Linked DNA regions of Homo sapiens: region 2 is linked to region 1. Evidence: read pairs that join two places in POLR2A ChIA-PET (ENCODE). Cell type or tissue: B cell. All regions are shown on one strand.

Region 1 (5,000 bases):
AATAATTAAAATAAGATATGAAAGAAGCTTTTTTTTTTTTTTTTTTTGAGATGGAGTTTTGCTCTGTCACCCAGGCTGGAGTGCAATGGCACAATCTCGCCTGACTGCAACCTCCACCTCCTGGGTTCAAGCACTTCTCCTGCCTCAGCCCCCAGGGTAGCTGGGATTACAGGTGCGAGCCACCACACCCAGCTAATTTTTTTATTTTAGTAGAGTTGAGGTTTCACTATGTTGGCCAGGCTGGTCTCGAACTCCTGACCTCAAGTGATCCACCCACCTTGGCCTCCCAAAATTCTTTCTAAAAGCATGTGCAAAGTGTAGGAGTAAAAGAACAAGGACAGAGGGAAGAGTATGCTGGCATCCCCATACAAGATTTTAGTCATTTGCACACGTCTGTAGTAGTTCCCATTAGACCATGCATTCTCTTCCCCAAGGGGCAGAAATTGGTTCATGAGGGGCAAAAAAAGACTTTACTTTTTTATATAATAAGCACAGGTATACCTATAGCACATAAACAGATCTACAATATTAAGTTTTCATGAGATGGAGAGGAAATTAGGGGAAAAATTCTAAAACGGCTCCTTAAGGGAACAATAATAAAAAATGTCTTAGGAACACCAAACTATGGTATTGAATTTTCATGGGATGGATGGGTGATTAGGGAGGAAAAAATCTAAAAGGGCTCCTTAAGGTAGCGATAATAAAAAAAAATGGTTGAGGAATACTGAACTAGAACTCCCTCAAAACTAAGAACCATGTTATGGTCATTAATGGGTAGTGCTCAGTAACTGTGAACTCAATTATTGAATAAATGGATAAAACTTCAGGGGAACAAAGTGGGCCTCACTAATGAGAAGAAGCATTGTAACTGATACAGCTGATTCATAGTGAACCAGGTCTGTCCCCACAAGGTAGTAAATACCCTGTCCTTGGAAGTTTGCAAGCAGGGGCTAGATGAGGATTTTCATGAGATAAGTGTCAGGATTAGCAAAGAAATATTTGTTAAGCTTCACAAGCACATGACGCACCAATGTCATAATACCACAAATTTCCTTGGATATTTTTCCAGCCATTTTGGCTTTTAGGAAAAACAAGTCCAATTACTGCAAATTTGAATGTGTCTCTATGACCATACCTACACCCTAACCATCACTTTGGAATTTGTACCACGAAGGAAAATACAAGAACCTGATAAAAATTTGTGCTGCTGCTTTCAACCTGCCCTTCAGCTGGGAGACTCAGTTCATAGTCTGTGGTTGTTTTTTTTTTTGCTGCTTCACTTTCACTATTCTGTTTTGCAAAGATCTAAGCGTATTACAAACTAAATGAATCATCAAAGAATGCAAAACTTAGATAAGTCACTCTATTACTTTCAATCTGTCATTAATAATATTTCCAGTCTGGTCTACCTGCAAAGCACTATGGGATATCATTAGGGAGAAAAGGTTCCTCTGACGATGCAAACTAAATATGCAAAAAAAAAAAAAAAAAAAAGTAAGGTTCTCTTAGCACAAGCTAAAAGACAGAATTTTTAAACAATTAAGTCATATTTACATAAGGAGAGAGTTTAACCCTCCTCTCAATTATCTAGCAATTGAGTAACATGACAAGATAATTGATCAAAGGATCTATAAATTTGAGTCACTTAGAGCAGCTGGCGTTTCACAGCCAATGTACGATACCAAGGAAACCTTCAAAACAGGAAATATCACATGCAACACGAGAGAATCGGGCTGTGGTGAATTTGTACTTTTCAGTTTTGCACAATGATTTGCAGATGTCCTTTGAAACCTGTGGCCAAGCAAGGGCATCTTGGGCCACGCTCGCCCTTCAGGGGACCTAACCTTGCAGGCATCAAGAGTAGGGAGGTCCCATGGAGCTGCTTAGCTGCTGCCAGAGTGGATGAACTGGTGGGAAAGGTGTTTCAAATTATTCCATCCTTAAGAGAAAACAGCTCCACAAACCCATCAGTGTAAAAAGTACTTAAGCATCTGCTCTTATTGGAATTGTTTGGTTTGGTTTTACTTCTCTGACCAGTGCCACATGGGATGGCACAGCTAAAGTTGTGAGAACTATTTCTGTATTAACAACAGAGAATTCATGCCCCTCTGTCCTGTTAACACTGTAAGGTGCCAAGGGCATAAATCATCACATTATGTGGGGAGAATTACAGTGTTATCTTTGACAGAGAGCTGAACCCTTTCATGGCTAAAACTGGATGCAAAAGTTCTCATTCTAGGGAACTTTTTTCAGTGGTGGGAAGAAATGCTGGCTCTAAAATCTCACACACCATATTCCAGCAATTCGATTTTTTAAAAGAAAGAAGTTGAAAAGTTTAAACAAGTCGGCGAGAAGTCAAAAATATCATTTTGATTTTTGGGAATGTTTACAATTTGAATTTACATTTGTTTTCCAAATGCAAGAACCTTGGGCACTGAGCCAGCCTGAGAGGCTTCGGCCCCAATTCAGTCTATTCTTTCCAGCGTTACCCCATTCTGCAGCTGGAAGGCCAGTAGGAGGATGAACTCTAGAAATTTCTGGAAATGCAAACACAGCCTCTACCTCAGTCTGTGATCTGCTAGCAGCAAAACCAGAACCACTTCTGTAGTGATGAAGCGCATGATGCCAAAAAAGGGAACCCCAGTGATTTCAGCTCGTAGATTTGACAATTGTCATGGTTCCATGAGATAGAATGGTGGTTCCCTTTCTGTGAGAAATTTCCCCATATGCTAATCCCTATTCATCTATTAAGGGTGGTTATTTACCCCAGAAACTGATTCTCAGCTTTACAGAATGAACCAGTGAGATATTCCTCTGAACAGAGAGTTTCATGGGTTACACTGAAGTGATGTTTACAGACACCTGTGTTACTTGACATAACAAAAGAACAGATGACACATACCTCTCAGAAAGGAGAGGGTAAGTCACCGGCAAAATTCAACTGGCTTCACCAAAAGTGTACTTGCATATGGCTCTCCAGCAATACTATCCATCACATCATAGTGTATACAGTGACAGCCAAGAGCCCTCTCAATACCCTAAGCCGTGGTTTTCAAAGTTTGACCCATCATAGCTGAATTTTGCCAGCCGCTTGTGAATATTTTCAGTTCCTGAGCCCCATCCTAAGCACACTAATCAGATATCTGGTAGTGATCTGCCTTTTAAGCAGGTGATTACTTTTGATAAGTTTGAGAACCACTTCCCAGAAGCAGAGTGCCTAATGACGGTATATGGCTATACATATAGCAGACGCCCTCTAAACTTGGAAGAGTCGTTGCAGATAATAAGTGCTCAGCAAATATTATTCTTATCATTATTTTTATTATTTAGAATAAGCATTTAAAAGCCTTTTGACAGGGCATCCTAATGGAAAAGAAGAAAAGCCAGGTGGAAACATGGCCACACCTTAAAAATACACAGCACTTAGTCATTCATTCACACACCTTGTTTGAAGGCTTTTCTCTTGCCAAAGATACTTGAAACGATTTGAAAATGAGGTCTGTGCCTTACCAAAAATGACAGTTGAGACACAGTCATAACCCTTTTGTGTGGGAATCTGTCTCAACTGCTCTGTTTCTTAGTTCTTTCTTGTGGCCAACTATAGACATGACAATAAAGTTTATAAATTGGATTTTACTAAGAAGGGAGGCTAAAACTGAATGAGGATGATGGGCTTAGATTGAATGCAGTCATGAAAAGTTGCCACGCAAAAGGAGTAGCTTGTTCTCATCCATTCTTCTGAGTTCACTTGATATTGCAGACAACTGACTCTGGTTTGCAGGAAATCCTAGAAGCAAGTAGGAGATAGGCCCATGTGTTTGAGGGGTGCTGCAGCTATTTAAACAGCAGGCTTGAAAACCGGAACATTCTCAATCTACACCAGAAGATTTTTATTTTTTGATCTTTCAGCTAGTAATTTTGATGGATTATGAGAGCAGAGGCTAAATGTAATAAGGGGTCTGAACAAAACCAGACTTGTTTTTTGAAAAAGGAAGTGGAATATAAAGTAACTCATTTATCCCCAAATTGAGTCTTGAAGAAGCCATCTTATCTGCCACACATCAGGCCTCATAAACAATTTCTAATATCTGTGTTAGCATTTTCTCTCTCAGGGGGAGGTACAAAAATTATTTCAGTGAAATTCTGAGAACCTATATTTACAGATGTTAAAAGGAAGAAGAATGTTTTTGCCAAGACTGTTCAGCAGGAAGTGCGGCCATGATAAAAAGAAAAAGGCAAAAAAGAATTAAAAACTCTCAAGAGATCAGATTGCAAAGGCAACAGAAATGCCCAATTATGGGAGAAGTGGGAAGGGCAGAGACAAATAAGTAATGCTATTAATAAGTATCTTAACACATACTACAGCAGAAGATGAGTTATATAAATGAATTTTAATTCAAATAATCATTTTTTATCAAACACCTTCTATGTGCAAGGAATGCCGCTGAATTGCAGATGAGTGTTAGGCCTATATATTTAAATCTCATTTCCTTTAGAGCAGCCCATGGTGTTTTACTACAATGTATGAGGCAGGTCATCAAGTCACTCTGAGGTACATGACAAAATGCAGATTCATGGGTTGGAAGCATTTCTTGGAGCCAAAATTTACAACTCTTGAATATGGCTAATGCATAACATACCAGAGATAAATAAGCATTTCTCACTTGGTTGTGCCTACTCCACATTCCAGAATCATATTCAGATAAAATCTACTAAATACGGTTTCCTTTTTTTTTTTTTTTTTTTTGAGATGGAGTCTCACCCTGTCGCCCAGGCTGGAGTGCAATGGGTTGACCTCAGCTCACTGTAACCTCTGCCTCCCAGGTTTAAATGATTCCCCAGCCTCAGCCTCCCAAGTAGCTGGGATTACAGGCATCTGCCACCACGCCCGGCTAATTTTTTGTATTTTTACTCAAGACAGGGTTTCGCCGTGTTGGCCAGGTTGGTCTTGAACTCCTGACCTCGTGATCTGCCTGACTTCATGACCTACCTGCCAAAGT
Region 2 (5,000 bases), 160 kb after region 1:
GTGCTGGGATTACAGGCATGAGCCACTGCGCCCGGCCGAAACTCATCTTTAAATGCTGGTAACTAATACAGATGGGTTTAAAAACATTGTGCAAGACAACTGCTCCACTCCACCCAATCACTGTGTTTAATAAGAGCCATTGATGACAGGCCATGTGCTTTAATGAAGCACGTATGAATGGCGGGGTGCAAAGTAAACCTTGTATACCATTGCTTCCTGCAAAGAAGCTATCTGAACTACAGAAAATGAAAAGAATAGTAGCTTATAGTGGTTTTTATTCAAAATTTCCATTGTTCTTTATGAAGCAGTTAACTATTTTTTAACATGAAAACATTGTAATTAAAACTTTTTCTTTTATACCAAATTCTAAAATGATAAGCCTTAATCCTAAAAGTGTATTAAGATTATTATCAGTACCATTTCCTTCCCCTGGGAAAAAAAGCAGGACCACTGAAACACTCTCTCCAGAGTGTTTTTATTGTGGCAAAAACCCTTTTGCAGGTGAATTGAGCATCTTATCATTTAAAAATGGAAAGGAAACTTACAGATGATCTAGGCCAACTAGCTAATTCTGTCGATGAAAATTTTAAGTCTTGAGTGAGTGCAGGTGCTTGGACGAGAAAAGTTGAGAGAATAGCAGTAAGCTGTGGTTCAGTGTGAGGTTCCTGGAGCTCGCTTGCCTCACTTGTGATCCTGGCTTTGCTCCTGTCAAGTTATAGAACCTCCCTGTGCCTCATTTTCTTCCTCTCTAAGATGGGGTGATAGTATGCACATATCACAGTGTTTTGTGAGACACCACCTATATTCAGTGTGCTAGCTGGTGAATTCTGAAGAAAAGAAAGCTGTCTGGTCATTTCCCTTCCTTGTCTTTTGCAGGAGGCTGGGGTGGAGGTTTTACTGTGAAGCGGTTATGCATGACCCTGGAATCCCACAGGCTACGTGACCTTGGCCAACTTATTTAATTCCTGTAGCCCTCAGCTTCTGTGCAATGAGCATGGGAATAGTATTTATCTCCCAGTGTTGTTATGAGGATTAAGTAGAAACATGACTATGAAGGGCCTGGAGATCAGGAAGCCCCCACACATGTTATAACACTGATAGGATTTACCTTTTTTTTGCATCCATGGTGATGCTCCCTATGCCACATACTCCTCAAAGTCTCCTGTCCTCTTCATATTTCCATAATATGATGGGAGAAAAACAATCAAAATAACCATATACATTTCTGCTTTTTGTTAAATATTTTACCTTGGAGATATTAGGTGAAATTTGATTTCCCTGGTAGAGTTTTGGTTTGTGTTTGTGTAAGTCATACTGAGTGGTCGTAGGAATTCATGAGCTGTTAAAACATTCCACACACAAATTCTTGCTGTTTGAAAATATAGCAGCCTTAATTTAGTATTGTTTATCCAGATTTAAGTTTTTGAGACATTAGATCATGTGATTAGAAAAATACTTCCATGTTTGATAAATATAGTTTTCTCTTTCGGAAAGAAGGCATTTCAAGAGTCTAGAGAGGTTTGTTAATCTATATAAGCAGAAAACATAATTATTACATGTTGCAACAACCAAGCAATGGAAAAAACAAGAGATGATTTTATATGTGTGGTTTGTAAAGGTTTGTGGTGAATCATTCGAAAGATTTGTAGGGCTTTTATGAAGAAATCCGAGAACATGACTCTAGGACTCACAAAATGCCATGCCTTCCTCTTTAAGGGGCTGTGCATCTCTTTAATAATAGTCCTTGAAATGTTACAGACTTAAACACTGGAAGCTTCTCAGGAAAACCCCAGGCTGGGCCTTGTTTTAGAAGCTTGCACAGCAATATATGAGTTGTTTACTTATTGCAGAGAATATTTAAAATACTTTATTCCTAAACAATCTTTGTCAACATCACTTGAAATCATTTTTAGTCTTATAGAATATATTGCCCTGATACAGTTAAGCAGCTGGTCCAGGCTTATTTGACTCAGCAGTAGTTGAGTAAGAAAGTGGTTTCCAACTTTTTTTATATATATATATATGTAACCAAGGGCCTCTTTTGTTAATTTTCCTTCTCCCTTCTCATGGGTTCTATTTCTTGAAAGATTTTGTCTAACAAAACAGGCTGATTTAATAAGTAATTAAATGCTTTTTTTTTATTTTTCATGCAGCAACATCTCAAACACCCAATTTATGCGTTTAGTAACTATTTATTGAGTGCCAACTATGCAGGCACTGTCTAGGAGCTGGGGTTATAGTAGTGAACTACACAGTTAAAGCCTCATGCTCATGGAAGAAGCAGACAAAACACAATACATGAGCTAATTTCAAACAGTCATAACCTTGTGAAGAAAAATACAGCGAGTCAGGAGAGAGAGGTTGAAAGGCCTGTTTGAGATAAAGTGGTCTGGGACGGCCTCTTTGAGAGGGAAACATTTCAGAAGGGGTCTGAATGAAGTTCAGTGAAGCTCAATGAAGGGGAGTGAATGAGCCATTGGGGCATCTAGGGGAAGAATGTTCCAGGCAGAGGCTGCAAGGGCCTGAGACTGGAGTATCTGGTGTGTTTGAGGGGGTGGGATAGGAGAGGGAGCTGGGACCTGCATGTGTAGCCTTGTGTCAGACAATGTTACCACACGGAGGGAACCTAATTCCAGCCCCAAAGGATGATGTGGAATGTTGTGTGACTTCGTTATGGTTAGTTTCCATTCTGCTTTTTTATAACATTCAAATAGCTCAAAGCCCCATTACCACCTTCAAAGCCCCTAGGGACCTGAGAAGCCCTAACTGGCACTCTAGTTCTCTTTAAATCTAGTTTGCTTGTTTTTTAATTCTAAAAGCTCTATTTACTTTTTGTGTTCTGTATTGAAATAAAAATTTTTGGCTAATGTAACTCACTTGACTAATGTAATTTATTTAGTGTTTGCTATTTGGAAGTGGGAATGAAAAATAAGGTTGTTGTTTTTGTTTTGTTTTTGTTTTTTTCTTTTGATACAGAGTGTCACTCTGTCACCCAGGCTGGAGTGCAGTGGCACCATCTTGGCTCACTGCAGCCTCCGCCTCTCCGGCTCAAGCAATCCTCCCACCTCAGCCTCCTGAGTATCTGGGACTACAGGTGCGCACCACCACACCTGACTGATTTTTATATTTTTTGTAGAGATGGGGTCTCCCTGTGTTGCCCAGGCTGGTCTCAAACTCCTGGGCTAAAGTGATCCTTCCGCCTAGGCCTCCCAAAGTGCTGGGATTACAGATGTGAGCCACATGCCGAGCCAAGTGTGTTGTATTAAAAATAATGTTTGGTACATTTTTCAAACTGAGAGCCCATAGATTTCTTTTAAAAAATTTCTTCAGTAGCTTTGTGAAATCTGCATAGATTTTAGTGGTTATGAGACTGCCAGAAATGGGGGCAGGGGAGGAGAATGGTCTTGAAAGCAGTAACGTAACATGTATTTTATTTGAGAAGAAGTACTGAGGGAGATTGTATAGATTCCACCTCTGAAGATACTATTTCACCATCACAGTGCCATTTCTTTAATTCTGAAAGGTAGTATTTTATGAATTCCATGAACAGTTTTTTTCTTTCACATCTGCATGTTATGGAGAGATGTTAGTGGAAACACTTTACTGTCAGAATAAGCCATTTGTTTTACCGAGGACATCTGGACCTGTTATCTGTATTTTAACCTGTCAGCATCTTTGTTCAAGTAATTGAAAGTAGTGTGCTTTGAGTGACAGGATGCCCATGCAGTCAATGAAGTTCAAGAGAAAAATCAGAGTGTGAGATATGCCAAGATACATATATTCGTACCTGTAATTTAGCCTTTCCTAAATTAAAATGATGATCAGCTGCTGCTACAATAATGAAGCATCACAAACTATCCCAAAACTCAGTAGCTTTAGACAATAAGCATTAATGCTATCTGGTCTGCAGGGGCACTGTGGTTTGGCTGATTGAGGCTGGGTTCAGCTGGGTGGCTCTGTGTTAGGCTGCTGGTCAGCTAATCTGCTGTGGGTTGGGCTCACATCTGGTCACAGATGTTCCTTCTGGGAACCAGGCTGAAGGGGCAGCAGCTAGTAGGGACATGGTTTTCTCATGGTGGACTACTAGAGCTCAAGTGTCAAGCCAAACCACAGAAGCTTATTTAAGGCCTCTATTCACATCATGCACATAACATTCTTTTTGCCAAATTAAGTAATATGGCCAAGGCCAGAATTATTAGGTCAAGGAAGTATGTTTCTTTTGAGGAGGGAGAGCTGTGAGTGAACAGTAATCCAATCTATTATGGATGCATTTTATCAGAAATAGGAAGAGTCCAAAAGGATTTTGATGTTTAGTACAGAGATAAAAATTTTCTCCTAAAGTGACCACGGTACTCTTTAAACAGGAGGTTGCTGTCCCTACGACATCCCAGAGGGCTTGGGACGCATATGTTGTAACTCCCCATGGAGGAGTTAATAAGCATTTCAGGCAGGGAAATTGGGACTTGAAGGGGAGAAAAAGCAATTAAATGATTTCTCCTTGGCCACAAAGAATAGGGGAACCTGCTTGTTTGGTTAGGGATGACCCCTTTTTATTACAAGGTTCCTTAAGAACCTAAAGGCTTTAATTTGGGTTGCCCAGTCTTCTGTACTTGTGTTCTCAATTCCTGAGCTGCTTGGCCAGGCTGAGAAGGTTAAGGGATGCTTCCTGTGATGCCCTCCCCTAGCATAGAGAGCTTTAAGAATTTTGGGGTGCTTTGCCACTTGTTCCTGTGCCCCTTCTCTTCCCCAGTTCCAAGTCGATGTCATGGAGGATGGAAAAGGACAGCCCAGCCAGTTGGGAACCTCTTTTTCCCTTTCTCCCACTGTATATCACACCTTCTTGTGGCTGAGAGAGCTGTCTCTGATGTCAGTTGTCCCAGGTTCTGGTTGGACTGCTGTGTGACCTTGGGCAACTTACTAAGGTATGATTTTTCCATGTGCAAACTGAGGAATAGGATATTTGCCATATAAGGCTGATGTGTGAGGGGCACATGTTAAAC

The links. ChIA-PET counts read pairs that join two places held together with the same protein. Peaks named below come from ENCODE experiments on the same cell type or tissue, not always from the same donor. Only the 100,000 strongest peaks of a DNase experiment are listed, where the experiment ranks them.
Region 2: POLR2A ChIA-PET joins it to region 1 with 8 read pairs; 2 of 35 experiments call an interaction of 5 or more read pairs at or near these places.

What each region holds. Positions count from the first base shown.
Region 1 is chr7:28,326,896-28,331,895 of GRCh38, reverse strand. It overlaps a transcript of CREB5 not described here. Among named protein-coding and RNA genes, the nearest start is that of CREB5, 83 kb to the left of the region's middle. In B cell, no CTCF peak of the experiment used is centred here; DNase peaks (open chromatin) are centred at 1,705 and 2,645; H3K4me3 peaks cover 609 bases; H3K27ac peaks cover 400 bases.
Region 2 is chr7:28,163,138-28,168,137 of GRCh38, reverse strand. The region is part of intron 1 of JAZF1 (JAZF zinc finger 1); the gene reads left to right. Among named protein-coding and RNA genes, the nearest start is that of JAZF1-AS1, 15 kb to the left of the region's middle. In B cell, no CTCF peak of the experiment used is centred here; a DNase peak (open chromatin) is centred at 2,697; H3K4me3 peaks cover 1,387 bases; H3K27ac peaks cover 4,144 bases.